Linked DNA regions of Homo sapiens: region 1 is linked to region 2. The links are chromatin contacts, found by Hi-C in ENCODE. All regions are on one chromosome and are shown on one strand. Each heading gives the region's core, a stretch centred on a gene start or an enhancer-like site at or near the end of the contact. The rest is flanking DNA. Distances are from core to core; before and after follow the strand shown. Region 1 holds the start of RRP8 (ribosomal RNA processing 8). Region 2 holds the start of ZNF215 (zinc finger protein 215).

Region 1 (3,597 bases), core at 33-2,532, 320 kb before region 2:
AAGCCTGCCAGAACCCAGAAGAACTTTTATGTCACCACCCCAACTTCTGGGAAGCTGGAGAGCAGAGAAACCACCTATCCCACTTTCTTCAATGTGTAAATGAGCTAATGGAGGTTTCCCCAAAGGAAAATGCAAAGGCCACAAGCAACAAGACCAAGGCCAGAGACCAGGAATTCCAACCCTTCACCTTGAGCTTTTGCCTAGAGCTGATACATTTCTGTAAGAGGTAAGGAGGCTTCTGAACACAGGAGACACATGATCACACACGTATATTAAATATTTAACATGTCTCTAGCTGCAGTGTAGAAAACAAACTGAAGGGGAGAAATTGCAGACAGAGAGGCCAGCGGCTTGGACAATGGTAATGGGGCTAGGGGATGAAAAAGGAGGAAACAAAGCAGGCCGATTCCATGTTGGAGGCAGACTGAAGGGTAAGAAAAGCCTGAGGAAGCAGGGCCCTCACATCTGCAGAGGCTCAAAGGAGAAGATGTATTGTCGGGAAGGCTGATTCTGTGTTGCAGTCCTACCAGGTAATCCTAGGCCAGGCACTTACCCTGATTCTAAGTTTCCCACACCCTCCTTTGAACAATGATACTGACAACTCTTACTGTCTCCAATCCATCCTCCACACTGTAACCGACGACCCTTTCAAAATACAAATCTGAAGAAATAATTCCATTGCTTAAAACCTTTCATTGGCTTCTATTCTCAATATACGCAAAACTTCTACCTCTTGAACTTGAACAGCATATATGCCCCTTTCATTTACTATGTATTTCAACCACAAGGACCACTTGTGTTTGTGACTCTGACAGAACATGCTCTCTTGTCCCAGGGCCCTTGTACGTACTTTTTCCTGTCTGAAGAACCCTCTTCGCTTCACCAACTTCTACTCAACAACTCTCTCTGACCCAACGTCAGTTTCTTTTGGAAGTTCTCGGATCTTCAGATCAGGACTCGCCCTTAACGGTGCCACAGGTGTCCCTCCCCGCAATACACACAGCGCTGGGATCCACCAATGTCCGCTTCGCGGCCTGAAACAGCTCCCATTGCTCCCGCGAGTCACTCACCTTGTTTTGCGAGGAGGCCGCAGGCGGAGGTCGTGAGATTACGGGCCCAAGGCCCGCGGCTACTGGGGCCGCCTCGGCCCACTCAGGCTCTTCGAACATGAGGGTCGGGAGGGCAGGGTCGCCGAGTCCCCGCTCTTCTCCACGTGCACAGCGCTCCTCTGGAAGTCGGAGCGCTCAGACCTGCCAGAACCGACCCGGAAACCAAAGCGTGACAGCCAGGGGTTGCTAGAGCGGCCGGCGCGGCGCAGCGAACCATCGAGTTTAGCCAGGCGCGGCTAGAAGGGCAGGGAGGCGGTGGGAGGGGAGGGACGGAGGCCCGCGCTGCCCAAGAGCGCCACGGGCGGGGCGGGGCCGGCGGCGGGCTGCGGGCGCGGCCGGACGGGAGTTCCCCGGAGAAGGATCCTGCAGCCCGAGTCCCGGTGAGTGCGAGAGGACCCGCGCCCCCTGTCACCCCTCACTTCTCCTGAGTCCCAAGTAAGGAACGGAGCCAACCCTGGGGAGGACCCCCGGTCCCCTCTCCCAGAGTATACGGAGCCTGAACCTCCCCACTTCCCCCAACTCTGTTCGCGGATAGGGTCTAGTTGCCTGCTCTCGGACATCCGTTCAGCAGACACTACCTCTTCGTCACCCCCTGCCCACCCTGACCCGCCTTTACCTCGCGTCTAGAGGACACAGCCAGGGATCATCCCGCAGCCCCGAACTCCTTCACAGACCCCCACTAGCCGGGGACGCAGCTCAGGCCCCCTACCCCCAACACAAACACTTCTCTCCTGTAGAGGATAAAGCTTGGGGTTCATCCTCCTTCCCTGGATCACTCCACAGTCCTCAGGCTTCCCCAATCCAGGGGACTCGGCGCCGGGACGCTGCTATGGACGACATTTTCACTCAGTGCCGGGAGGGCAACGCAGTCGCCGTTCGCCTGTGGCTGGACAACACGGAGAACGACCTCAACCAGGGGTGAGCTGAAACGGTTGGTGGATGAGAGGAAGGCTAGAGATCTCCTGGCTACGTGGAGTGGAGTGCTCATGTCTGGTGGTGGCGGCTGCCTTTGCTAGCCAGTGTAATGAGTGCTAAGCATAGCCTGTGGGGGGCAGAGGGTTTTCACAGAGGACGCAGTTTGAGCTGAATCTTGACTGCAGAATAAGAGTTTCACAGGCAGAGGCTACAGAGAGCTTTCCAGCCTCAGTAGACTGCATGGCCAAAGGCTAGGGGGCAAGGCACAGAGCAGAGAGAACAGGAAATTGTCTGGAGTTCCATATGGCTGGAGGATAGATGATCTCTGTGGGTCGGAGCATTGGGTACAAGAGGAAAAGAACAGGACATAAGACTGTAGAGGTCTCCAAGGATCAGCCAGATCATGCAAGCATATTTAGGCTATAAGAAGGTCTTTATTTTAAAAGCAAGGTTTTAAAGCTGTATAGTGACATAATGAGATTGTCCATTTTTCAGTATCGTCTTGGATGCTTTGTGAAGAGCAGGTGGAAAGGAGGCAATTGCCTAGTTCATCGTAGAAGTAATGATGTCTTGGACTAGAATTAGGGTGAGTGAAAAAGAGAAGTGATCAAATTCCAGAAGTCTTTAGGACGAAGAATTGTGGAACTTGGTGTGGGGAGTGAGTAAGGGCAAAGATGAGGACCAGGGTTCTGGCTTGGGAACTTGGTTGTTTTTACTGAGATGGAGAAAACTGGAGGATGAGGCATTTTATTTTGGACATGTTAAAGTTAAGGTGACAATACAGCAAGGTGGAAATGTTGAGTGTGTTGTTGGTTATGCAGATTTGCAATTCAGGGGAGGAATCTGACTTGGAGACACAGATTTGAGAGCTATCAGCATATAGATAGCATATATATATCATATATATAGATGATACTTGAAGACGTGGTTGTGAAGGAGAACGTCTCAGGAGAGTGGAAGGCAAGAGGTCAGGGGACAGGAAGCCTGCACGACAGAAAAGGAGCAACCGCAAGTTGAAAAAGAAATAGGAAAATGTGTGAGTAAAGCTTACAGAAGAGAATGTTTTAATGAAGGGGAGGTAGTCAACGGCAGTACAGGCTACTGAGAGATCAAAGAACATTAATATTTTAAAGTAGCCATTGAATTTACAGTTGGGTTTTTTTTTTTTAAGTTAAGGGGTACATGTGCAGGTTTGTTGGATGGGTAAACTCAGGTCATGGAGGTTTGTTGTGCAGATCATTTCATCACCCAGGTATTAAGCCGTGGCACCCATTAGTTATTTTTCCTGATCCCTCCCTCTTCCTACCCGCCCCACTCTGGTAGGCCCCAGTGTCTGTTGCTCCCCTCAGTGTGCAGTTAGGATGTATTTGACCATCTGTGAGTGTTGTTTCAGAATAATGGGTGAAGAAATCAGACTACATTGGGTTCCTTAATTTAAGGCACTATGATGAACACCTTCTGTGCTGGGTGCTAGAGTCCAGAATCTGACATAATCTCTGCTCTCGATACAGCAGATTTGTGGCAGATTGAAAAGTAGGCCGGGCGCGGTGGCTCACGCCTGTAATCCCAGCAC
Region 2 (5,189 bases), core at 1,313-3,812:
ACTGCCACTCTCCTGAAGATACTGCTCCTGTGTTATAGTTGTTGGTTATTTTAATTTTCCCATAGAATGAAATATTCAAATAGTTTGCATTCTGAGATTCCTTAATCCTCGCTTCTCCAATGATTACAGCTACTCATTCCCATGGTCATATCTTAAATATTGGTGTTAATGATAACTGCCATCCCATCTGACCAAATTTCAAACACACTCCTGAGTAAAACAAAATGATTGCTATTTTAAAGCACTAAAGTTTGAAATGGTCTGTATGCAGCAATGGATTACTGACACACTGAGAATTATGTTCCCACTCATTCCACCAAAATAGATGCCAATGGGGCTTCTTCACAAAGCTGTCTGCATGAAACCACTACATACTAGGGAGGGAAGGGGAAAATAAAGACAAAAAATTCTAATGAAAACATACTTAATACATACACCTAGAAATCATCATAATGATGACGTATCAGTCAGGGCTTTTAGTTTCAAGCAACAGAAACTAAGCATGATTTAAGCTAAACGTAAAAATATTGAAATAGTATTCGAGTCATGTAGCCAGAACCACAGACCAAAATTGTACCACAGAATTGGCTCTATGAGGACAAGACTTCCATTCAGCACTAGAAGCATGATTTACCTGCCAACACCATCAGCACAGGACACTGCTGCCGGAGCTGCTGATTCTGGAAACTGAATATTGCTGCATCCATTGCCACTGTTGGAAAGAAAAAAAATGTCTTCTGACAAACACAACCTGAGTCAGGCGATCAAATTGAACACCAACAATGATAAGTCATGTTGATAGTATGTACCTGTGATATGATATAATAAAAATGGCACTCTATCTCTGTGACCTTCATCTCCAGTCTAATCATAGGAAAAATATCAGAAAACTCCCAATAGAGGGAGATCATACAAAATACTTGACCAGTACTCCTCAACACTGCCAAGGTTAGGAAACACAAGGAAAGTATGAGAAATCGTCACAGTCCAGAAGAGCCTAAAGAGACATGACAACTAAATGTAATGTGATATTCCAGTTGGGATCCTGCATCAGAGGAAAGAAAAAAGATAAAAACAAAACAAATAAACCAGCTAAAGAAGTCTGGTCCTTACCAGCCTGGACAACATGGCAAAAATCCATCTCTACAAAAAATAAATTTAAAAAAAAATTAGCCAGGCATGGTGGCAAGCACCTGTAGTTCCAGCTACTTGGGAGGCTGAGATGGGAGAATCACTTGAGCTCAGGGAGGTCCAGGCTGCAGTGAGCTGTCACACCACTGTACTCCAGCCTGGCAGCCTGGGTGACAGAGTGAGACCCAGTCAAAAAAAGAAGAAAGAAAGAAAAGAAGCAAGCAAGCAAGAGAGAAAAAGAAAGAAAGAAAGAAAGAAAGAAGAAAGAAAGGAAAGAAAGAAAGAGAAAGAAAGAAAAGAAAAGAAAAAAGCAAAGAAAATAAGAAATCTGAATAAAGTATTGTGGACTTAATGTATCAATGTTATTTTATTTTTTATTTTTATATTTTATTTTTATTTTCTTAGTTGTAACAAATATACCATAATAATTTAAGAGGGTAATAACAGGGAAAACTAGTTGTGGAGTAGAAGGTAACTCTGTATATTACCTTCTCAATTTTTCCAAAACTGTAAATCCAAAACTGCTCTAAAAAATAAGGTCTATTTAAAAAGAAATAAAAGAAACTATATGGTGTGTCCTTGTTTTTTTGTGTCACTAGCTGTTCAAAGTTGCCATCTTGTTTTACCTTAGTCCACTCCTGGCCTAGATATAAAGCTCTCTCTGGTTTAAGTTCTTTCACTCTGCTCCTACAGCACTGTCCACATGCCTCTAGGCAAGCACTAATCATATTATCATGTACTTAATGCCACCAAGCATTCTCTCCTTTGTGACACACACATCCCTTCCCTCTGTGTCTCCACACCCACCAGATTTCCTCCTACCTCTCAGGCTGATCCTCCTCTCTCTTTTTTGCAGGTCCGCCTTCCTGACTCAACCAATGGTGTTGGTGTTCCCTGGGCCAATTCCAGCCCATTTCCTTCTATTTTCTCTCTTCCTCTCTGTCCCTTTCTCTGCAGTCCTATTCCAATGGATAGCATCAATCACCATCTACCCAGATTGACCCAAATTTTACAGGTCTAGCCCCAGACATCTCTAAATTCCCAAATGCCTACATCCAAATGCCTAATTGACAATGCTTCTCAGATGCCACAAAGTACCTCAGTCTTAACAAGCCAAAACTGAACAACGAACTGCAAGCCCTCTCACTTCCATACAAAACTGAATGAATGAATCTGTGAACCAATAAACCAATAAAGACCATGTAAGAGACAATGTCTTGTCGAAATTGTCATTGTTTTTTGATTCCAGACAAATGGGGTGTGGGGAACAGAAAGGCGATTTGGACTAGTTTCCCCGGACGGGATGAGGCAGCGCCGGAAGTATGACGCTCATTTCTTTAAGCCACTAGAAGCTCACCGTGAGTCCATTCACAGGGCCAGAGTTCCAAGTGTGCGGCGTGGGCGGGGCCTGCAGAAAGGGACGGGGCCTGCAGAAAGGGACGGGGCTGGCAAAGGCCTGGTCTACCTCACCGATCCGGGTCGCGGGGGCTCCTAGGGGGTTCCTTCCACAGCTGGTGCGCGTGCGCAAGAGTGCGTCGAGGTTGTTCCGCGGCAATTTATGAAACTCGGAGCCGGCAGTGAGTTGAGGGTTCGGCGAGGTCAGGGATTCCTAGTTGCAGCGTGATTACCAACGCCAGCTCCCTTCACTGTCCAAGACAGCGATTCCGCGGCTCCTCTGAGAACTGGCGCTTGTGAGTGACTGAACGGGCCACTGGAGAGGAGCGGTGCTCACGGGTATCGTTCTCGTCAGCGGGCGGTGGGGACGCGGGGTCTTGGAATTGGGAATCACGCTTGAGGGCGTCCATGCGGAACGTGCAGCTTACCTCAGCTTGCTTGCAGTTACCCAGTTTCCACGCTGCCCTCCAAGGTCTGTGCCGGAAAACCTGGAGGAGGGCGCGAGCTGACGGGAGGGATGGAAACGTGGGCTGCGGAAGTAAGACAAGCGTTGAGAGCAGCGACAGAGGGCGAGGGGGTGGGCGGCGGGACGGCTGGGGTCAGGATCCAGCTCCGCTAAAGCAAGGATTTAACCACACTCCTGTCGCCTCTTCCACTCTGCAATAGGGGCAGTCTCCAGACGCGCAGAGTGGTTAGTATGTTATGATCAGCTGGTTTGGGAATGGCTGGTATTGATGCCTCATGGAAAAACCAAGCGTGACTGGATCAATCAACTGGGAAAGACAATGGAGTTTTAATTAATTCATATTGCCTTGTTTTCCCAGTCATTCCTGGCCACCTCCCTAAAAGATTAAAACCTCCAAGTATCGTACTTATTTTAAAATAATTCTTTCTCCATTTAACATAAATGACTTCTATTCAGTCACTTATTTGCAAACTGTTTTCTGTTCCTCTTTATCTAAGCTACTCTCGCCAGGTGGTTCTTACCTCAAGCAGCTGTCCTACCTACAACCTGTTTGATTAGAAATAACCCTCTTCACAGACAGTACCTTTTTTCCATAATTAGCAGCTGTTCGAGTTCCTTGCGGCCATAAAACCGTAGAACTGGTGCCACCTGGTTATATTAGTCTAACCATCCACTACAACTTCAGGTCCCTCCGTCACAGTGGTACTGGCTCCGTGTCTTAATCCTGAATCCCACCTTTATATCAGAGGCATCTATTCAGTACTTTAGAGTTTAACTGTTATATTTCCTGGCTTTGTATATTCCAGTGTTCATCATTTGCCACTTAAGCTACTTGCAGTCACGTCACACCTTGGATCTCTATCATCAAAACTATTCCACCTCGGAAATCTTACCTAAATGCAGCATGCCATCCTGAACGTCTCTCCCTGTCCTAGCTCTGTAACTGTTTACAGTGAGTAATTCATTAATTTGTGTTTTTCACCTACAAACCTCCCAGTATATTTGTTGCTTTTTTTTTATTTCCTGAGTTGGATATTTAATGCATCTCATTCTTGTTTAATTATATGTAAGGCTTTTCCATTGCCTATCAGGAGCTTCAGCTGTGCGCTTTAGATTTTGACGTACAATGTTTTTACTGTTTTTAGATACTTTGCAGTTGTCCTTTTGATTCTCTTTTATCTTTTTTTTTAGAAGCAAACATTTGAATTTTAAAGTAGGTGAAATTGTTTTTTCTATGTGGTGTTAATTTCTGGTTTTGCATTCTAGTAATAAATATGGTTTCCACTACTCTTGTTTACCATTTATCAAGGATTTTCTATTTGGTAGCCTAATAAATTGCTTTTGTAAACATTCCCTTAGGTGCTTGAATAGAAACTACATTTTATCTAGTTTTATTTATCTATTAGGCTAAGCATATTATTTATATCCACTATACTATTACTTTTTTGACTTTATCTGTCAGAGTCTGAGAAAGTTACCTAATATCCCATTTCTATTGTATCACTGTTGACTTCATTTCTTGTTTTCTGAGAATTTTGCCAAAAATGTTTCAAGTATGTTGTACATTTAATGAGTTATATTTCATTATGAGTTATAATCATTTAGTTTCCTCTAATGTATTTGTGCTTTTAATTCATTATAATTTTAATTCACTAAACTCTTGAATATTTTTTGTTTGCCTGGTATTTTTTAAAAATTCTTTTACATTTAGTTTTGGAGTTCTCGTTTCGGATGTCTTTTGAGTTTTATGTAGTTTGAGTTTAAATTTTTACCCGGTACATTTATTGTTGCAATTAACATCTCTGTTATTTTTACTTTTTAGTATAAAGCCTTTTCTGTTTTGTCTTTGACATATGGCCTGTGAGCTTTTATTTTTTCTTTCTCCATTTATGTTACTTTCAAAGTATCTGGGCCCATAGTTCATTTTTTTGTTGGACTAAATTATACTACTTCAGGACTATTCCACCAGTCATATTTAAGAGCTCTCTCTTGGCTGGTGGCTCAAAAGTGGAGCTAATGAGGCCAGATCAGGAGGGTCGTGGATGTCAACAGTTGTGGCGGGTTTTCAGTCTGTTGTATTGACGGTGGGCCTTGGCAGCTGCGAATGAGGAGAAAGATGGTCTTTTGTTATGAGTTTGGGGAGATGTCAAGGAGTACTCCAGAGGGATTCATTACAGGAAGCACTTGTTTCAGGGCA

The links. Hi-C counts contacts between places; a loop is a spot of excess contacts on that map. Pooled maps may share reads with other maps.
Region 1: a loop to region 2 is called in a map of OCI-LY7, with 4 times the contacts of the local background. The contact joins the promoter of RRP8 here to the promoter of ZNF215 in region 2. A Hi-C loop is called at or near these places in 2 of 168 maps with a recorded cell type or tissue (OCI-LY7 and chondrocyte), 13 of 37 single-sample maps with no recorded cell type and 13 of 50 pooled maps.

Annotation. Positions count from the first base shown.
Region 1 is chr11:6,602,334-6,605,930 of GRCh38, forward strand. It overlaps RRP8 (ribosomal RNA processing 8), which reads right to left and starts at 1,283. Exons shown (of 7, transcript NM_015324.4): 1 at 1,071-1,283. The coding sequence starts at 1,169. ILK (integrin linked kinase) reads left to right here and starts at 1,441. Exons shown (of 13, transcript NM_004517.4): 1 at 1,441-1,489; 2 at 1,847-2,027. The coding sequence starts at 1,939. RefSeq lists enhancers at 516-1,057, 1,053-1,242, 1,833-2,072, 2,303-2,462 and a silencer at 1,313-1,522.
Region 2 is chr11:6,923,864-6,929,052 of GRCh38, forward strand. It overlaps ZNF215 (zinc finger protein 215), which reads left to right and starts at 2,563. Exons shown (of 7, transcript NM_013250.4): 1 at 2,563-2,822; 2 at 3,799-3,944. LOC107984019 (a long non-coding RNA gene) reads right to left here. Exons shown (of 4, transcript XR_001748112.3): 2 at 1,954-3,299; 3 at 635-712.